2 separate regions of the Homo sapiens genome follow, and region 2 is linked to region 1. Evidence: chromatin loops called from intact Hi-C (ENCODE). Cell type or tissue: heart right ventricle. All regions are shown on one strand.

Evidence for each region. Peaks named below come from ENCODE experiments on the same cell type or tissue, not always from the same donor. Only the 100,000 strongest peaks of a DNase experiment are listed, where the experiment ranks them.
Region 2: a loop joins it to region 1, with 33 times the contacts of the local background. A loop is called at or near these places in 1 of 110 quality-filtered maps.

Annotation. Positions count from the first base shown.
Region 1 is chr17:17,183,392-17,187,391 of GRCh38, forward strand. It overlaps MPRIP (myosin phosphatase Rho interacting protein), which reads left to right. Exons shown (of 24, transcript NM_001364716.4): 24 at 1,432-4,000. The coding sequence ends at 1,503. Among named protein-coding and RNA genes, the nearest start is that of PLD6, 21 kb to the right of the region's middle. RefSeq lists enhancers at 1,410-1,910, 2,698-2,897, 2,928-2,997. In heart right ventricle, no CTCF peak of the experiment used is centred here; a DNase peak (open chromatin) is centred at 1,783; H3K27ac peaks cover 3,866 bases.
Region 2 is chr17:17,092,030-17,096,029 of GRCh38, forward strand. All of the region lies in intron 3 of MPRIP (myosin phosphatase Rho interacting protein), which reads left to right. Among named protein-coding and RNA genes, the nearest start is that of MPRIP, 52 kb to the left of the region's middle. RefSeq lists an enhancer at 3,659-4,000. In heart right ventricle, no CTCF peak of the experiment used is centred here; no DNase peak of the experiment used is centred here; H3K27ac peaks cover 3,427 bases.

The sequences.
Region 1 (4,000 bases):
TTTTTTAGTAGAGACGGGGTTTCACTGTGTTAGCCAGGATGGTCTCGATCTCCTGACATCGTGATCTGCCCGCCTCGGCCTCCCAAAGTGCTGGGATTACAGGCGTGAGCCACCGCGCCCGGCCTGGACCAGTGAGTTTTAAAATGCTTAGCAGCAGAACCCTGTATTTAAAAATCACATTGTTTATTTATTTACACAGACACATAGCTCCAGAATATAGCAAACAAGCAGGTCTGTTCTGGGTAGAGCTGGGTGGGGTGGGGGACAGTGGAGCTCCCCCTTCCCTTGAGCTTTGGAGGGAGCCTCAAGCTGACCAGCCCATGCTCAGTCCCCAGTCTATCACACCAGAGTCTCCAGGACAGTGCCAGAGTGTGCCTGAGCCTAAGCTGGCGACTTCCCAGTAGATGGGGTACAGCCTGCAGTTTCACGTTGCTCAGGTTTTTGGTTGAAACTGGTAGAATCAGGCAGACCCTGAGCTAGAGCCCATCCCTTCAGCTTCCAGTTTCTCAGTAAAGCCTGTACCTGCACCAGCTCTGGCAAGGGTAAGCCACAGGGAGTCAGCAGGGCTGAGTGTGATGGCGACACTTAGCGTGAAGAGGGAGATAAGTGAAGAGCCACAGCACTTTCCAGTCAGTACTGGAATGCCCTTCATTTCCAGTCATTCTCTGAAAAGTGCTCTTCCTTTTCTTATTCAGAAATTAAATCATTGAGGAAAGTCTGTAAGAATGAGATGGGAAATACTCTGTCCCCTAGTTAGTAAGATCTCATTCATCTCTGGACATACAGATTTAAGCTTTAGCAAGATTCCACGTGAACAGAGTATTGGTTTTATGTTTTGAAAATCTTACTAGATACGTTGGCGTGTTCCCACATCCCCATAACACTCACAGGCCTCTGATGAGGGAATGCCAGAAATGGGTCTGAGGGCAGCAGGTGCTGCGGAGGCACTGTAGGAGCGAGGCCCTGTCCCGGGACACCCATCCTGCTGGGGATTCCCTGGAGCATCTGGTCCTCCTCAGCTGAGGCTGTCAGGTGAAGAATCTCTGGAGCTGGATGTGGACAAATCCATTCACAAGACAAGACACGGGGATGGGCAGTCTCCTTGCTCATTGCACTGTTTTCCCTGGCTGGATTCGTTTGATCACTGCTTCTCTAAAGAGCCCTAAGCTCAGAATTTAGCTGCTTAAACACATGGTCTTGTCTCTCTGATTTTTTTTTCCTTTTTCATCCAAGTAATTTTGTGAAGGGGAAAACATCCTCCAATAACAGCATTTCCCGGGGACTCTCCTCCTGGCATGCCCACTAACCGCACCTGCACCCGGCTCTCTGACTGATGCCGGCTCCACCAGCGGTCCGGTCTGGTCCGGTCCGGTCCAGTGCAGGGGGTCTAACGGTGTGTTTATTTTCTCCTCCTGCTCTGTCTCTACCCAGAGTCTGAAGGAAGGCCTGACGGTGCAAGAACGGTTGAAGCTCTTTGAATCCAGGGACTTGAAGAAAGACTAGGTGTGTCCCATCCAAGTTGAGCACGCGCCTTCCCCAGCTTGCAGCAGCACACCCCAAGCGCTGCTTTTCACCTGTACCTTTGTTTTATTATTATTATTATTATTGCTGTTGTTGTCATCGTTAACTGTGGGCATGGAATGCGTGAGGCTGGCTTCTGGGTTGTCCACACCACTCTCTGCTGTGTTGACTTCCTGTTGTCTTCATCAAAGCTTTTTTCCGTGGTATTCTAAAATTAGGCCAGCAGTGGGGGCTGGGAGGGCATCTGTGTTAGTCCTTTCCTGGCTGTGACCCGCCACACTCACTGTCAGTATTAAGGCCCAGCAGCCTGTTGATAAGCTACCCTGTCTCACCATGTGCTGGTGTGGAAACGGGGCCCAGCCAGCACGCCTCAAGGTAGATGGAATCCCCACTGGTCAGAGAAAAAGCTATGCGGACACTCCAGCTTGGCCTGGGTCACAGCACTGACTCCTCACCCGCTAGTCTGGCTGTTAAGAGGAGAAAGTGCACTGCCTTCCAGCCCAGGAGGAGGACAGCATTTTGTATTTGTTCCACTGATGCAGCTTAGAACCACACCCCTGAGAGTCGTGGCAAACCTTTCACAACCTGGAAAATGTTGAAAGCAACCATTCCTATTTTTGTTTGTTTTTTATTAAATCTTGCACAAAATCCCCGGCCCCTCTCCTTCCTTCCTTCCTTCCTTCCTCCGCTCGTTCCTTTCTTGGTCTCCAGTAACCCTGGTCTTTTCATAACTGCTCGAGATTGTTGACCTGCAGCCCAGGTTTCAGACTCTGATTGCAAAAAACAAATGAATTCCCCCCAGGAATCATTCAAAATGGGGGAAGGTTTGGGGGTTTGGGTTTTTTTTTTACCTTTTGGAAAAGAAACCGTCACATTGCTTTGGAAAAGGTTGAGAGGAGACCCCTGTTAAGTCAAGAAGAAAGTACAGAGGATGTCAGAATCTGATGAGAACAGCACATTAGTGTTTATTGAGACTCCGATCTTAACTCTCATTTAATTAATCTGAGCTCTGAAAACCTATCTTGCAGCATTTATCTTTAAAAGAGCCTGGTTAAAGTAAACCTATACTAACAATTTTGCTTTTTCTAACAGTTTGAGGAAGACCTTTTTAACCACCACAAAACATTCTATGGCAATTCTTGAAAATCTCTTAAATTGGAGTCTATTATGGCCCCATGAAAACCATTAATCCCATTAAGATAGGGAGTATAAACCCCTGGCTGGTGGAACAGGTTCTGCTACTTTAGGAGCAAGGTGGGGTGTGAGTAGATGGTTTTCATGCCAAGAACATGCTTTCACTTTGTATTCATGCTTGTGTTGGTGTGATGGTCTCTGTGGGTGGGTGGATGCTTTGGGCGTTGAAATCTAGAAATCCTGTTGCTCAGTTTCTAGATGAAGTCATGAGCAAGGCCATCAGTGGAGCTCTGGCCCCGCCCCCAATGTGCAGAAGGGCCGGGAGCAAGGCCTGGAGTTTTCATGTGTTTTCAGACCCAGGTTTAGGTGCTCTCTTCTCACTGAAATAACTAAGTGCTCTCCACTGGCATCGAGCCCTTTCCACAAGTTTTTAAGGCTCTTAACCCACACTTTCACTCCTCTGCTACTAGTCTTCAGTGTTGTTAACAGCAAGAGAAAATTGGGTTTGTTTAAAAATCTACTTCTCTGAGGTGGCACAGTTGCGTAGCTGTAGTCCCAGCTACTCAGGAGGCTGAGGTAGTAGGATTGCTTGAGCCCGGGAGGTCGAGGCTGCAATCAGTCATGATCGTGTCACTGCACTCCAGCCTGGGTGACAAAGCAAGGCCCCATATCAGATATAGATATACTTATCAGACCCCCCCTGACCATTTAGATTGGCAGTGCTTTGAGAAATGCACTATGACCTTTCTGTGTCAATGGGAATATACAGAAGGAACATTCGGGACCCCGCTGTCCCCCACAGCCTCATTGTTGTCTCCAGGACACTGCTGGGTCACACGAATGCTCCAGGACAGACAGGGACCTGGAGTGCATCAGGATCTGACCAGATAGGAGTTTTTGCCTCGTGTCTGGGTGCTACGATTTTGTGCCGTTCTCTGAGGTCCACCACCTGCCCTTCCTGGCATGGTTTCCTTCGTGACCATCCCTGCTGCCCCTGGGGGTGGACCCCACTGGCCCTTCTGCAGACAGCTCCCTGCCTTCTGCCCTCCAGGGGGTTCTGGCCAGAGTCCATGCTTGGAGACAGGATCATCTGCCTTCAGCCCTCACAGTGCTTTAAATTAAAGCAAGTTTGCCCATAGGACAAAAGAGCATTTGATTCCCTTTTTTCTGTCACATATCCCTTGAGGCTGGACTTCAGGAATCCTGGAAAATTAATATGAGTGCAGCATGTGAGGGGTCAGAGACAGGCCAGCAGGGCGTCTGCATTCCTCCCTGCCACAGGTCTCTCCCCAGAGGCTGGTTTAGTGTAGGGTATTGCCAGGAAACGGACTGAGGCTGCTTTGCT
Region 2 (4,000 bases), 91 kb before region 1:
CCAGCGTCAGGCCAGGGCCCTCTGTGGGAACAACCCCTTAACTCCCTGGGCCCTGCCTGGCTTGCTTTGTTTGACTGCCTGTACCATCTTGTCGCTTCTTCCACCATATTCCCCATGGCATCCTCTCCCCACTCCAAAGATGGGTGGTGTAAGCCCTACAAAGTGGGGCAGATGGCTAGAGCCACAGGTGTCAGCCTCATTCACATCATCCATGTGGCCAGACTTCAGCTTCCTCTTTCTCATGGTCTGAGGCGTGTTATAGTCGTGTTAAATGTCCAGCGCTAGAATTTTAGGGAAGGGGAGTGGCTGTGAATATATGTCAGGTGCACACTGTTTGGTCATCTGCTTGACTTGTGCTAGGCACTGTGATGTGCAGAATATGTCATTGTGACAGCTGCGTCCTCGAGGGTCAGGTTAGGTAGGTGGACACTTCTAATCTTTAGCCCCTCCCTTCTTAGTAGAGTGGGAGTGGGGGACGGAGAGGCCAGAGCCCAGTTGGTGGGAATTCCCGAAGGCTTCCCTCATCCTTTTCTTTCTCCTTGCTTGCTTCTATTCACGTTTTCTGTCTCCTGCAGCCCATGGGATCAGACCCTGCGCTGAGCTCCTTCACTGTGTGTCTGTTGCTGAAGTAAATGCAAGCCCTGTCCTTTCCAGAGCAGGAAAGGGGAGTAAAGTTTTCCTCCTGGGGTCATTTCACCCTTGTTCTCTATCTCTCTCTCTCTCTGTCTCCTACAGAGACTCTGCAGGGAAACACAGGTGTAGGTAATGTCAAAGGACATCCAACTTGTGTTCTAGGACCACAGCCTCGCCCTTCTGTCGTGGCCCCCACTGGGTGAGGAGAGCGCCCCGGCCACACCAGGGGTCAGTTGTCGATGGAAAGGAATAGACGTGCAAGTGTGCATTTACTGTTTGTTCTGTCACTTACCAGCCATTTGAGAAGTCCTGGGTGCTGTGAGGTGGACTGTGCAGTAATTTGAAGGGTGGGGAGGGGTAAGAGGGCTGTTGCATAGAAGTCTAGCCTTAGAGTAACACATTTGAATTTTGGATAAACGGGTGGCAACGGCCATGCTGGTTTCCTTCATATATTGTTAGCCTTTTCCTGGCTGGGAAAAAAGCATTTGCCTAATTTTAGAACACATCAGTCATTTGGTTGAAACATCCTATTTCCCCCAAAGTCAAGTGTTTGAATTGTAACAACTTTGGAGGCTTGGAAAGGATCTTCGCATAGTCCCTGCATGAACTCTCCTGCATTGGATGCCCTGTCTGAGGAGTTTGACCTAGGAGTTAGGGAAACAATCTTTATTTCCAATGAAGAATTTTATGTATAAACACACCTAAAGAGAAGTGTAAAATGCTTGACCTGAGGACCTTGGGAGCAGTCTCTCAGACCCTTAAAACTTATTCTGTATTCTCATTGGTGTGATAGTGGGGCAGTAGTTTGTTGTTGTTATTTTTTCCGGGGCAGGGGGATTACATAAGATTTACCCATTTCTCTCCCTATCATGCAATAGTTACCCTTGGATCTTACTGTGCTCCCTGATATATGTGAAGGTTGAAAATGGGCCAGATGGGAATTTTAAAGGCAATGAGGGGCTTTAATTGTTTTTTCAAAATAGTGTATGTACAGTAGTTCAAAAAGTCAGATATGTAACCACAAAGCTTATACTAAAAGAGTTTTCTGCTCCATTTCTTCTTACTCCTGAGTCCTGTTCCCAGAGGAAGCCATTTCAGCTCTTCTAGCCAGAATACTCCGGTGCCTACCTCTGTGTTTGTAAATAACTGGTTTTTACTGCTACTTCTTGAGTTTTAGAAGATATTATCTATTGGTTTTATACACCACAGATAGGATTTAGCTCTTTCATCGGCCTGGCTCCTTGCTCCTACCCAGCTACCCTTGTTTTTCCTGGTAATGTTACTCACAGAGCTGGCCGTCCTCACGTTCCAGACTGACTCTGGCTGTCCTCTGGACCTGCTGCATAGCTCTCCATCTGGGCTTGACCTTCCCCATCATCCTGGGAAGCCTCTCTCTCTTTCTCTCTCTCTCTTCCACCTTCTCCCCCACCTGTTTTTTTGTTTGTTCGTTTTTGTTTTTGTGGGGTTTTTTTTGGTTTGTTTTTTGGTTTTTGGTTTACTTCACTTGGTGAAACCTCTTGAGAAATGCACAGGGAGGAAAGGTTTTGTGGCCTTGCCTGTCTCAGGATGCCTGTCCTGTGCACACTCTTGACCAGGAGCTGGACTGGCTGTAGAATGTTAGATGGGACCTAATTTTCCTTGGAATTTTGAAGGTGGTGTTCATTTTTTAACTTTATCATTGGTATTGAGAAGTTCATATGCAAGGGTCTGATTCCTGATCCTTTGCAAATAAACTGAATTTTCCTTCCGAAAACTTTCAGGAGCTTCTCTTTATCCCTTGAGTTCTAAAATTTCATGAAGATATGCCTTGGTGTGGATTTGTTTTGTTTTATTAAGCTAGAGGCTTGTGTATATTTCAGTGTGGGAAGTTCTGACCTTCTAGTCCAGAGTGTGTCTTATATTTTCTTCCTCTGGTAATTTCTTTCTTTTTTAACTCATCCCTCTCCTCTCTTCACTGTCTTTTTTTTTTTTTTTAATGGAGTCTCGCTCTGTCACCCAGGTACAGTAGCACAATGTTGGCTCACTGCAACCTCCGCCTCCCAGGTTCAAATGATTCTCCTGCTTCAGCCTCCCAGGTAGCTGGGACTACAGGTATGTGCCACCATGCCTGGCTAATTTTGGTATTTTTGGTAGAGATGGGGGTATCGCCATGTTTCCCAGGCCAGCCTCAAGCTCCTGGACTCAAGCAATCTGCCCACCTTGGCCTCCCAAAGTGCTGTGATTACAGGAGTGAGCCACTGTGCCCATCCTGGTAATTTTTTTTTAAAATTTTTCCTGGTCTTTACTTCTGAAACTCCTGTTATTTGGCTATTACTCCTTCTGACTCGATTCTCTAAGTTTATTGTCTTTTTCTGTGGCTTCGTTTTGCCTGAGATCACATTAACCTTGCCTTCTAACCCTTCTGTTGGGGTCTGATTCCACCTATTGAATTGTTAATTTCTTAGAGCTTGTTTTTTGTTTTCCGTGTGTCCTCTTTTGTAGCATCCTGTTTGTGTTTCATGGGTGCAGTACTTTCTCTAATCATTTCAGTTATTTTGAAGTTGTATTCTGTCTCTGGTCTGACTTTCATTCTCCTAGTTCCCTTTCTGTTTGTTATGGTCTTGGGCTTTCTCGAATGAGTGGCGACCCTTCAGAAGGAGGCTGTGTGTGTATATGGGGTGCGTGTAGGAATATCGACTGGCAGGCTTTGCCTTAGAAGGACAGGCAGGCAGGGCACCAGTTTGTTTTGGGAGAGACCCTAGAATGTCCGCACGTACGAGCCCTCTCGTCTCCATTACATGGAGAATGACAGTTTTAGGAGGTCTTTCTCTTGGGCTTGTTGGTTTCCCCTGATAGGAATTCTCTCATCTCCAATCTAGGAAGACCTGTGGGCAGCAGAAGGGCTTGGGATGAGGGACTCAACTTTTAGGATGCAGACTTTCTTGGACTTTTCCTGCTGTTAGTCCTTCACCCCTACTTCCCCTGCCCCCTCAGCTGTGCCTGCTGCCCCTGACTCTAGGGGCCCTCCTAGGGCAACCCTCCGTGCTGGTCAGTATATAGGATTCTCTGGCCAGAGCCAAGCCCTGGGATCTGCCTGCCCTTGTACGGGTGCTGATCAGTTCTCCTGCTCTCAGCCCTGCCCCTGCTGTTGGAGTCCCCTCTGCCCCCAGGCCCTGAGCTTTCTGGTGTCTGCAGCAGTGCCAGCCTGCCTCCTCCTAGCTGTCCTCAGGAAGCTTCTTCCATGCCACCAGGCCACTTTCCATGTATCCAGCCACTTCCCACTCAAAGTTTACTTGATATCTTATATCTGCTCTTGTCTCCTCTCCAGCTTTTCATCCTTGAGAGTTTATACCTCCCCCCCACACACACTTTATGGTCATATTAATTA